Linked DNA regions of Mus musculus: region 2 is linked to region 1. A link is a loop called in an ENCODE intact Hi-C map of the cell type or tissue named here. Cell type or tissue: heart. All regions are shown on one strand. Each heading gives the region's core, and the rest is flanking DNA. Links, peaks and the distances in the headings are about the cores only.

What was found. A loop is a pair of places that touch in the nucleus more often than their neighbours do. Peaks named below come from ENCODE experiments on the same cell type or tissue, not always from the same donor. Only the 100,000 strongest peaks of a DNase experiment are listed, where the experiment ranks them.
Region 2: it touches region 1 in a loop (5-fold over the local background); 2 of 42 quality-filtered maps call a loop at or near these places.

What each region holds. Positions count from the first base shown.
Region 1 is chr16:93,574,272-93,580,028 of GRCm38, reverse strand. No RefSeq gene overlaps it. Among named protein-coding and RNA genes, the nearest start is that of Setd4, 27 kb to the left of the region's middle. In heart, for the core only: no CTCF peak of the experiment used is centred there; a DNase peak (open chromatin) is centred at 3,138; H3K27ac peaks cover 367 bases; H3K27me3 peaks cover 1,126 bases.
Region 2 is chr16:92,854,892-92,860,648 of GRCm38, reverse strand. No RefSeq gene overlaps it. Among named protein-coding and RNA genes, the nearest start is that of Runx1, 32 kb to the right of the region's middle. In heart, for the core only: no CTCF peak of the experiment used is centred there; no DNase peak of the experiment used is centred there; H3K27me3 peaks cover 2,056 bases.

The DNA.
Region 1 (5,757 bases), core at 815-4,814:
CATGTGTATGTTTGGGTGTGCATGTGTGTGTGTGCATGTGTGTGCGCATGCCTGCATGTGTGCATGTGTGTGTGTGTGCGCATGCCTGTGTGTGTGCATGTGCATACCTGTGTGTATGTGTTTGTGCATGCCTGCATGTGTGCATGTGTATGTTTGGGTGTGCATGTGTGTGTGTGCATGCCTGTGTGTGCATGTGCATGCCTGTGTGTGTGTGTGCATGCCTGTGTGTGTGTGCATGCCTGCAAGTGTGCATGTGTATATGTGTATGCCTGTGTGTGTACATGCCTGTGTGTGCATGTGCATGCCTGTGTGTGTGTGTGTGTGCATGCCTGCAAGTGTGCATGTGTATGTGTGTGTGTGCATGCCTGTGTGTGTACATGCCTGTGTGTGTGTGCATGTGCATGCCTGTGTGTGTACATGCCTGCAAGTGTGCATGCCTGTGTGTGTACATGCCTGTGTGTGTGCGCATGTGCATGCCTGCAAGTGTGCATGTGTATGTGTGTGTGCATGCCTGTGTGTACATGCCTCTGTGTGTGTGTTCATGCCTATGTCTGAATGTTCCATGTGTGCTTATGGTGTTCAGAGGATAGATAACTCATGGGAATTGGGTCTGTCCTTCCACCGTGTGATCCCAGGATCTCAGGATGGCAGGTGTGGTGGCAGGTGCCCACCTCCAGTGAGCCATCTCATCAGCTCAATTCTTTTTCTCTTTTTAAGAATGTATTCACCTGTGGTATGTGCATGACATTGATAAGCAAGTCACCTAGCTGTGTTTCCATAAAACTGTTTTCAAGGCCACGTTTGCCTCTGTGCTATCTGAGGATTTCTTCTCCTGCTACCTTAGTAAAAATTTTTCCTTCATTCAAAATGAAAGCCCTTGAACTTCAAGACTTTCACAGACACCACGTGGTTCTACTTGTTTTATTTTTACTTGTATTGTTATTTTTAACCCCTGATTGAGGGTGGGGCCGCCTTGCTGACTGGGTCTATAAGTGTACTCTTGCTCAGGGTGGACAATCGCTTGTCTCATGATTAGAAAGAAACCCTTGCGCCACGGCTACTCCACTGCAGTTCCACAGACACAGTTACATACGTGATGCTTCGGGTCCACAAGCAGTCAGAGTTTATTTGAAGGACAGTTGTGTAGTTCTAGCTTGCAGACAGTTCTTGGCTCACGTAGACACAGGAATGAATGAGAAACCACAGGCTCCTGGCAGGAAGTCTGGAAGTCTGGCTTCTGACAGGGCCTACTGTGGCCTCCAGGTAAGGCCAGCTTTTCTAGGCTATTCCATCTTGATGTGTTCTTTAAAAACAACACAACCAACACAACAATGGTCAGAGCTGCCCCACCTTGGGAAGGCCCAGCCTTGGTACTGTCTCTTTGTTTTTGAGTACTGAGCACCCTGCTCCTGTACCCTTTACCTTGGACAGGACCCATGGTTCTGAGTCTGAAAGTGGCCAGACTCAGGCTAGAAGGTCTCAAGTTGGCCAGCAGCGATTCTGTCCTACATGGCAGGTTAATGTTTGGCCATTTTGTCCCAAGAGAGAAAGTAGAACAAGCGCACACTGGTTTCTGAGCTGGAAGCTGCACCTGGGACCTTTGTCAGGAATTCGACAAGTTGGATCACCCAGGAGCAAACTTGCTTTTATAGAACAAGAAAGTCAAGTGTGAACAGAAGGGAGCATGGCCCATAGGAGGGAAGAAGTGGCCCAGTGAGTGTGTTTGTGTCTCCTCATGTGGCCAGGTGTGTGTCTGTGTGTTTGTGTATTGTATGGGGGGGGGCACGTGTGTACCCAGGAGTGCAGAGATCAGAGGAGCTGCCAGGTGATCTCTGCCTATGCTGACTTGGAAGACAAGCGATGTGGGATTCTGAAGGAGGAGGCCTGGACGCTACCGAGTCATTTCCTGAACTCTTGACAAAGACATTCAGCACACTTGACTTCGGGTCAGTGGCGATTTGCCTTGAGAGTGACTTGAAGCAAGTCTTCATGGATTCAGCATATGAGGATCGGGGCTAAATGGGACCTTGGGATTATCTTTTAGAGCCCCCATTTTGTGGTGGAAGCCCCAAGAGTTTGAGAAACACTCTGAGGAGAAGCCACAGGACCAGAATCCATGTCCCTGCCCATTTTGATGGGTTTTCCCCTTCCTGCATCCACCTCTCAGACTGCGTGGTCTAGATGCCCTTCTTCAGGGGTCCCTGAAACCATCTGGAGCCAGGAAACTGGATCAGGGCTGTGGGAGGAGAAAGGGAAGTGGTACCCTACACCCAAGAAAAAAAGAAGACTGTCGGTATGTCTGTCTGTGTCCATCTTTCTCAGCTGTCACAGTATGAAATATTGAGTGCAGCTTCTTTTAGTGATAGAAGCCCAGACATTGAGACACAAGTGACCTGGTTCACATCATATGCTGAGATCAAAACAAGAAGTGTCTAGTGTGTGTTCTTTGTGTGTGTTTGTGATATAATGGGACACACAGAGCCTACCCCGTAATTACTGGGACAGTAAACAATTTCAGTCCACCTCTGGGAGACTCTCAACTACTTTAAGATCAAAAGGTGTTCAGAATGTGGCTGCAGACTCAAGCCAACCCTAAAGGGGAGGGGGAGTGTTCTGACTGCAGAGGTCTCTTTGGAGTCTCTGAAACCGGTTTTGTTATTTTGCCTCCCAGGTCTTGTCTGTACATTGGATCCCCACTGCCATCCCGTAAGATGATGTGCACCCCTGAAGAGGTTCTCACTTGGAGTGTGCCATGGTGTGGGGGCCATTAAAGATCCCAGTGTTCAGCTGTCTGCAGTTTCTCTCTGAGACTCTGGGATACAGGAGCAAGCTGCTACAACTTTCCCAGCTGGAACATTCCTGTTTCAAAGACCTTCAGCTATGAAGGGAGACGAGAGAGTGGTTACTGTTACACAATCTCTTAACTGGTAGCGTTTGGTGCTAAGTAAAGAGGCAGCCAATGCTTTATTTATTGTTTAGTTCAAAATCAGAGTTAAATATAGGTATCCAGTGTACGACAAATAATATACTTGATATTTTCTCAGGAGGCTCCCTTAAACACAGACACAACTTCACGGACTTTGCAGTCTTGAGTCATTACACATTCGTCCACCAGGTGGCGCCAGAGGACTGTTGCACTAAGGATGCCGAGTTGGGCTTTTAAAAGGGCTCCATCAATTCAAGTCACCAAAGGTGTCCCTCCTAGTGCTCCCCATATTAGCAGGAGCCAAATAAGGCAAAACAACTCCCTGTTTTGCTTTTGGGACAAAAAAGTCAGACGGTTACTTTCCTTTTGGGAAGCAGTAACTGTTCAACCAGCGAGCACTGAGCAGATGAAGGGATATGAAGCAGGGACGAGGCTTGGCCAGTGTGTATGAGGGGTGAGTTCAGGGCGGAGGAGGGGCCAACTGTGTTGCGCTACAGATGAGCCCTAAGTAAATGAATAATGTCTTCAGCACTGCAGAGAAAGACCAGGCAGACGCCAACTTCCGTCTTAATTGAGAATTTAGACACTACCCGAAGGACAGGCAAACACAAGAGCTGCCTTTAAGGAGCTGACTGGACCACCCACGCAAAGTCCTCAGGGCCTCAGAGTGCCTCATCTGGTAGATGTTTCTAGAAGGGTGCGTTTTGTGGAGTGCTGGGAAGAATCTTTTTCTGCGGACAGATCGCTCAGCATGAGAGGGGTGCGCTAGATCTGGGGGCAGAGCTTCGAGGCACTCTTGGCTCTTTTGTCCACAGGCAGCTGACAGACTGCAGATCACTGCGGACTGACTTAGTCCTACCACCCACCAACTTGACACTGGTGGTCTCAGGAAAAAAACAAAAAACAAAAACAAAAAAACCAAGCAAACCCCATGGCCGGCCAAGTTTCCTTCTGTAGTGACCTGTTTCTGCATCTGAGATTCAATCAGCCTTGCGTTGAAAATTGTTTTGGTTTGCTTTCTGTTGCTGCGATAGAAACACTATCCAAAAGCAACTTGTACCTCATCCACTGTCAGGTCACTGCCCATCCCAGAGGGACATCAGGGCTGAACTGCTTGCTATTCACAAAGCCTTGCTTCCAAACTGGAAACGCACTGACACCCAAGGACACACAGCAGGACACAGGGAGGCAAGCTGTTTGCTGGCTTATGCTCTGCTAACTTCCCTGTACACACAGAACTACCTGCCTGGGGACAGTACAGCTCACGGTGGCCCGGACCTTTCTACACCAATTAATAACCCTGACAGTCTGCACAGGTCAGTCTGATCTAGGCAGTGCCTCAATCCCTGCTTTCCTCTCAGATGACTGTAAACTGTGTCAAGTCAGCAGTGAATGGTAACTAAGTCAACAGCACACCTATTGGTGCAATGTTTACGTTGGACTAAGCTTTAAATAGTAAAGATTTAAAGCACACATATGTGTGGGCGATTTGCAAATTGTTTGCCATTTTGTGAGAGGGCCTTGGTATCCACAAGGGAATCCAAGGATGCTAGATACCTGTCTTCTGGGTTGGTCTGTGTGACCATCAGTAATCCATTCATACTGTGGCACCCCTAAAGGGGGTAGCTCTGCTTAGAGGACTCCGGGTGGTGACAGTTTTTGTCTCTTCACTGGGGAGCATAACTGATCTCAAATATCAAATATGGCTTCTGGACCACCAACCACCCTACCGTATGGGAAGTTGGGCTGCAGCTTCACGGACTGCCCAACACAACACTTGGAGTTTTACCTCCATTTGCTCACGGGGAAGGCCATTCTTTGCCCAAATCCCCTGACTGGGAGGAGACAACACAGGCTTCTTGTTCATCCAGCCTTTCCCTGGCTGCTCTCTGATGCCCCTCAGCGACTGTGGTCAAGTCTTTGAGAGTGAGAGGCAGGGACGGTGGTGAGAACATCGGGTGTGGGGCTGGCTTTGTCTTTGTTCTGTCTGTCTGTAGGTACCGGGGCTTCTGGGAAGGAGTGAGCAGGGGAGGGAGGGCCAGACGAACTCACCCTGAACACTGTTGGGCCTTTTCTTTCTCTGGGCTTTGGTTCATTCTTCAAGTCCTGACATGCCCATGGCTTGTGTACAGTGGCAAGGGGAGCTGGCAGCAGCTGCAGGCGTGCTGGCTGGCCAACCTCATGGTATTGTTTTTGACTATTATCTCATGTGCAGAATGACAGCGACCAGGGCTTGGTGGCCCTCTTTGTTTATGTACATCTTTTTGCTTTGGGAAAGGGGAAGAAAGAACTGGCTCCCTTTAAGAGACATGAACACCGACAAACAAAAGTCAGCTAAGAAGCCCAGATCACACGGGGCCTGTCCTGGGCAGGAAGTGGGGCCTCAGCGTGAGCGTGTACGTTACAGTAAGTTCTCAGCAGACTGAAAACCCTTTCATCACGTTCTGCCCCCCCCACCCCCACACACGATTTGACTTCATCAGCGACATCACTCAAGCACAAATGGTATTCGTCAGGGGTAATCGGCCAACCCCGGAGGCTGTGTTCAAGGTTGCTCGGATGGGACATCTCAAAGCAGTTGTCCGAGTTGAAAGAAAACATTACATTTGATCTCCCTTGAATATGATTTCTGCAGACACTGTGTGCTTCTGCCTTCTTTAGCCCTCTCACCCGTCTCTACCTGGGGGGGTGGGGGGGGGGTGGGGCTGCAGGAAATAGCAGTTCGCAGTTAATTTTACAGTATGTCTGCAGAAACCAGGGCAATGAACAGCCATCCGAGACGTGACCAAGGTTTATTTTCATTAGCCGGCTAATGAACCCGAACAGGTGTG
Region 2 (5,757 bases), core at 699-4,698, 720 kb after region 1:
TAGGCAGGACAAATTACATGTCAAATGTATTGTGGGTGGGTTGGTGTCCTTATCCCTCCACTGGGATTCCTGCCTGGCTACAGGAGGTGGCCACTTCAGACTCCATATCCCCCACTGTTAGGAGTCTCAGCTAGAGTCACCCTCATAGACTCCCTGGATCCTCCCCCTCCCAGGGCTCTGGTACATCCTTAAGATGCCCCCAATCCCTGCACACCGATTTCTATTCACTCTCCCAGCCCTCTCTTCCCAGCTCTCCCTACACTTGATCCACCCCTTCCCCTCCCCATCCACTCTCCCATCCAGTTCCCTCCCTCCACCTCTGATGATTGTTTTATTTCTCCTTCTAGGTGATGTTTAAGCTTCCTCTCTTGAGTCCTCCTTGTTACTTAGCTTGTTTGAGTCTGTAGATTGTATCATGTTTATCCTGTACTTTATAACTAATATTCACTTATCAGTGGGTACATTTCATGCATGTCCTTTGGGGTCTGGTTTCCCTCACTCAGGATGATATTTTTCAGTTCCATTCATTTGCCTGCAAATTTCATGATGTCCTTGTTTTTAATAGTTGAGTAGTATTCCATTGTGTAGATGTACCACATTCTCTTCATCCATTCTTCAGTTGTTTCCGGTTTCTTGTTATTACAAATAAGGCTGATGTGAACCTAGTGGAACATGTGTCCTTGTGGTATGGTATAGGATCTTTTGGATATATGCCCAGGAATGGTATAGCTGGGTCTTAAGGTAGAACTATTTTCAATTTTCTGAGAAACCACCAAACTGATTTCCAGAGTGGTTACACTCCCACCAGCAATTCAGGAGAGGCCCCCTTGCTCCACATCCTTGCCAGCATTTGCTGTCCCTTGAGTTTTTTTCTTTTTTATCTTAGCCATTCTGATGGATATAAGGTGGAATTTCTGAGTCATTTTGATTTGCATTTGCCTGATAACTAAAGATGTTGAACATTTCTTTAAGTGCTTTTTGGCCATTAGAGATTCCTGTGTTGAAAATTCTCTGTTTGGGTCTGTACCCCATTTTTAAATTGGATTATTTGGTTTGTTTATGTCTAACTTCTTGAGGTCTTTGTATATTTTTGATATTAGCCCTCTGTCGGATGTAAGACTAACAGTAGTTTACTAAATACTTAAGGTGCTTTCTGTCCCTGTTAATATTTTTCTGCCTGGTCCACAGAAGTGAGGATATGATCTAAATTATCCTCTGGAAGTTTTGAATTTTAACCTTTACCTTCCATAGTTAAAGCTATTAGACAGTCATAGCTAATTTGTGTGTATGGTGTGCGGTGGGACTGAACACACTGTTATGTGTGCATCCTTAATGAGTGTTTGACAGCCCACCCTTTGTCCCCTGGATGCAGCCTTCACTCTCCAATCCCCGTGTCCTTATTTCTCTTTTCCTAAAAGAGGCTGTGCTGACTTGTACTGTGGGCCTTTGTATTGCTTCCACATAACCTGCTGTTTTATAATAAACGTTGAAATCTTACTGTGTAGCTCATCCAACTTCATTCTTCCCGTGGGTTCACCAGGCTCTCATGTTCATATCAATGCGTGATTTCCACGCACAAACATGAATCCGTGGGCTTCGGATCTCAGAACCAACTGACAATGGCATGAAGAGGGTTGTGAACAACTGTTCGGGTGCTCAGGCGTTACGATAGTCTCGATGTTCAGAGGCTGAGGCAAGAGTTCAAAGCCAGCCTGGACTACATAGTGACTTTATGCTTATCCGGGCTAGACAATAAGAATTTCTGTAAAAATAGATGGTGGTGGTGGTGGTGGTGGTGGTGGTGGTGGTGGTGGTGGTGGTGGTGGTGGTGGTGGTGATTTTTATAACTACTCCAAATCTCCAAAACAATACGTGAATTTTCTGAACTGAACAGTGGGAAGTTGCGCAGGCACACATGGCTTCAGGCTGCTACCGTTCCCCAAGGCTTTATTCTCTCTCCTCCTCTGAATGAGATGCATTTTGAGTCTCTGTGTGATTATCCTTAGGCCTATGATTGTATCTATGCAGAACAAGTATAGGCTTCCCTTTCCTGTCTTCTCAGCAGCACAGCATAACAACAATTTGCTTGGCACTGACATGACAGCTGTTACAAGCAGCCTAAAGATGACTTAAATGGTATGGGGGATGTGCAGGGACCGTGGAGCTACTATACTGTTCTACAGAGTGACGGACACACATCGTGGACTTGGGTGTCTATAGGAGATCCCAGAAGCAGCTGCTGGCTTGTTAACGACACTCCTCTAGCTGGCAGGCCTTAAACTAACCTATCTTCTCATCCAGTGAGTATCATGAGTGTATAGGAACTCTGCATCTACCTTATAGATTTTAAGCAGCTGGTTTCTCTGTCTTATCTGCCTCTAGATGAGACCTGTAGGACAAACACAGATTGGAAAGCTAGTCTCCGTTTCTGAGCTTTCTTTCCTCTTCATGCCTCCATAGACCCGAGCATCTATCGCTGTGTCCCCAGGCCAGCATAGTATTCTAGGCTCTTCATTACAACTGCCCTTCCATTCACAAGACATCAGACCCTAAACAGAGCTCAGTTTGGTGGTTTGCACACGGGTTGTGTGCATGTGAGGTGTGCACGGGCTCACACGCATGTGCACACATGCTCATCATTAAACTGTCTGGCTCCTCTCCATCTTGACGGCACGATTGGATCACCTCATGCTCCTAGCTGAAAGACCCAAGCCTCCTGTGAGTGTAGAAACCAAAAAATAGAGGACTTGGTGATCTTTCTGTTACCTCTCCGCTCCTCTTGCAGGACAGTCTGGAAGGAAGGGGCAGAGGAAGTCTTAGAGTAACGGCGTTCCCAGGCGAGTCCCATGACCCTGATAGCTCATGCATAGCCATTGTTTGTTTCCAAACTCCACACACTCGACGGTGCCATGTGTGATGTCCTTAGCACTTGCTCCGACCACTCTGGTTACTCTCTTTCCACCCTGGCTTTCTGTACTGGGAGCTACTCCCCAGCTGTAGCCAATGTATGGTATGTTTGTAAAGGGCCTCACTTTCCGTTGGCGTGTGTCCTGATCCACCTGAAATATCCAGAGTCCCCTCTTAGTCTGTCACAGTAACTATTAATGTGCTGGACAGCTCTGGTATCAAAGTAGAAAGGATGGCAACATGAAGAAAATACTGCAAGCCATGAGGAAGACACATCAAGGGCAAGAAATGGGTCTAGCTTTAACCCGCCAAAACTGTCCTATCATTTGTTACCACATCATAACACAGCTTCTGCTGACTGGAGCCCTAAGGGAAGTAAGAACACTCAGGCCTTTCCCATTTCCTGGCTATTGTGAGAAAAACAGCAATGTCCATCAATGAGCAGGTGTCTCTATAATAGGACACAGAGCCCTTTGGGTATATGCCCAAGAGTGGTAGAGCTGGACCATACAGTAGACTTACTTTTAGCTTTTTGAGGAACCTCCACACCAATTTCCGTAGGAATCCCATTTCACTGATAAAATCAAATAATCTTCTTACAAACATGAACAATGGCCTCACTCGGTTTTATTGCCCCTTTGCTAACTACTTAACACAGAGGATGTCTGGGCACTTTCAAGATGTCTTGTCCAGCAAACAAATAAATTCCTGTGCATCAGTCTGTGTATAGGAGATAAGGCTGCAGGCTGTGGTCTCACGAACAACTCTGGACACCAACCACCTGCCTAACACCAAGTGTGTGACCCTGAGAGAGGGTCTGGAACTCAGCAAGCAGCTGTTTCCTTAGCAATAAAATGGGAAAACAGTACCCGCTTGCAGAAGTTGTTGTGAGGGTAAATTGGGATGGTATTTATGCTGTGGTTTTCATAATTTTGATCCACAATGTTCCTCAAAATGGCCATTGAACAAATTAATTTACTGCTATACATGAAAAGATAGAGGGAAGAAAGCAAACTACAGGAAGCCATGTGGGGGTCAAGTAGGGGGTTTTCAGGAGTTGTCCATACAGTCCCTTCAGATCACACCCAAATCATAGTCCAGGAGGGCGGAGGACAAAACAGGGGCATTTAAAAAGTTAAAATTACTGAATCTGCTAATCCATTTAAGGAATTATGAAGTTAAAATGAGTGTTTACTAACTAATGTGTGTCATAGTAAATACATTAAAATGACTGCCTGCAGGAATATTTCTACATAGTAGATATATGTGAGGCACATTAGAAATTTGAGTTGGATGGATAGATAACGGTAGACAAATTGATATAAGTAGATGACTGATAATAGCTAGCTACATAGATAATTGATAATAGAGATAATAAATAGATTGATAATAGTAATTAATTAGATGATAGATTAGATAGATAGATAGATAGATAGATAGATAGATAGATAGATAGATAGATAGATAGATAGGTAATAAATCATTTGATAGATTGATAGACAGAAGATAGAGGAAAGATAGATTAGATATGTTAGATGATAACTAGATTAGATAGATAACAGATGGATGGATGGATAGATAGATAGATAGATAGATAGATAGATAGATAGATAAACAGACAATAAGAGTCTTATTCAAAGAGCACATCTCTCTTAAATCAAGTCATCTGTGACATACACAGCTTCTAAGAAGGCAGTGAGTATCCAAGGAGATAGAAAAGATTGTGCAAGCCATTCATAGATGCCAGCAATGATACAGAACTTCTGAAGATTCGTCCAGAAGTTCCAGAGCTGCAGCAAACACTTTAACATTAACAAAGGTTTTCCAGAAAAGCAACTTTTGAGATCCAGAAAAAGATTGGCAAAATAGGAAAGTAAACCTGGCAATGGTGTTACACGCCTTTAATCCCAGCACTCGGGAGGCAAAGGCAGGTGGATTTCTGAGTTCGAGGCCAGCCTGGTCTACAGAGTAAGTTCCAGGACAGCCAGGGCTACCCTGTCTCGAAAAACCAAAAATAAATAGATAAATAAATAAACAAATAGACAAATAAACAAAGAAAAGTAGTGGGGCTGTTAACTGGCCTCCATATTGCTGACTAATTTCTGGAGGCCACAGTGAAGGTAATTCAACACTGCTTTAGCCTCATGTGCACAAAACTGCTTTGGTCAAAGCAGTCACAGGCCAACATAGACTCCAGCAGAGAGGGCACAGGCCAGACTCTAGGTAGAAGGACTATCAAAGAACCTGTCTCCATCTTTGTTTCTTGTCAACAAGCAGATGGAAAGACAACTGGCTACTACAAGTAGTGACTACTACAAGTGGTGGCTACTGCAAGCCGTTCCCCAGAGGGCTGCGGTCCACTCCTTCGAGCTGGGTAACAAATGTCCCATGTGTTAGAGTTGTTTTTACTTCTCAGGCTGGAGAGATCCCTCGATAAGTTGAGCACTTGCTCTTCAAGCTGCAGGACCTGCATTGGATGCTCATAACCTGTGGACGAAGTGAAGAACGTGGTGGCATGAACTGGTAACCCCCCACACCAGGGACGGAGAGTCAGGTGAATCTTGGAGGCTCGATTGCCAGCAAGGCTAAGCTACTTGAGTTCAAGAAATGTGAAATCCTGTCTCAAAAAGAATGAGGCGGCCATGCTCATCCTCTCTCCAATCCTCTGACCTCCCACATACACAGACAGCCATGCACTCCCACAGAAAACCACGTTTAAACTCTTCCCCTCTGGCCACCCTTCAGGGCTTTATGCCCTTTCTTCTTGTCATTTTCTCTGTGAACTATCCTCTCTTCCTGTCCGTGCCTTCCCCCTGCCTTGCCTCTATTCCTTTCCCTGCCGTGGAGCAC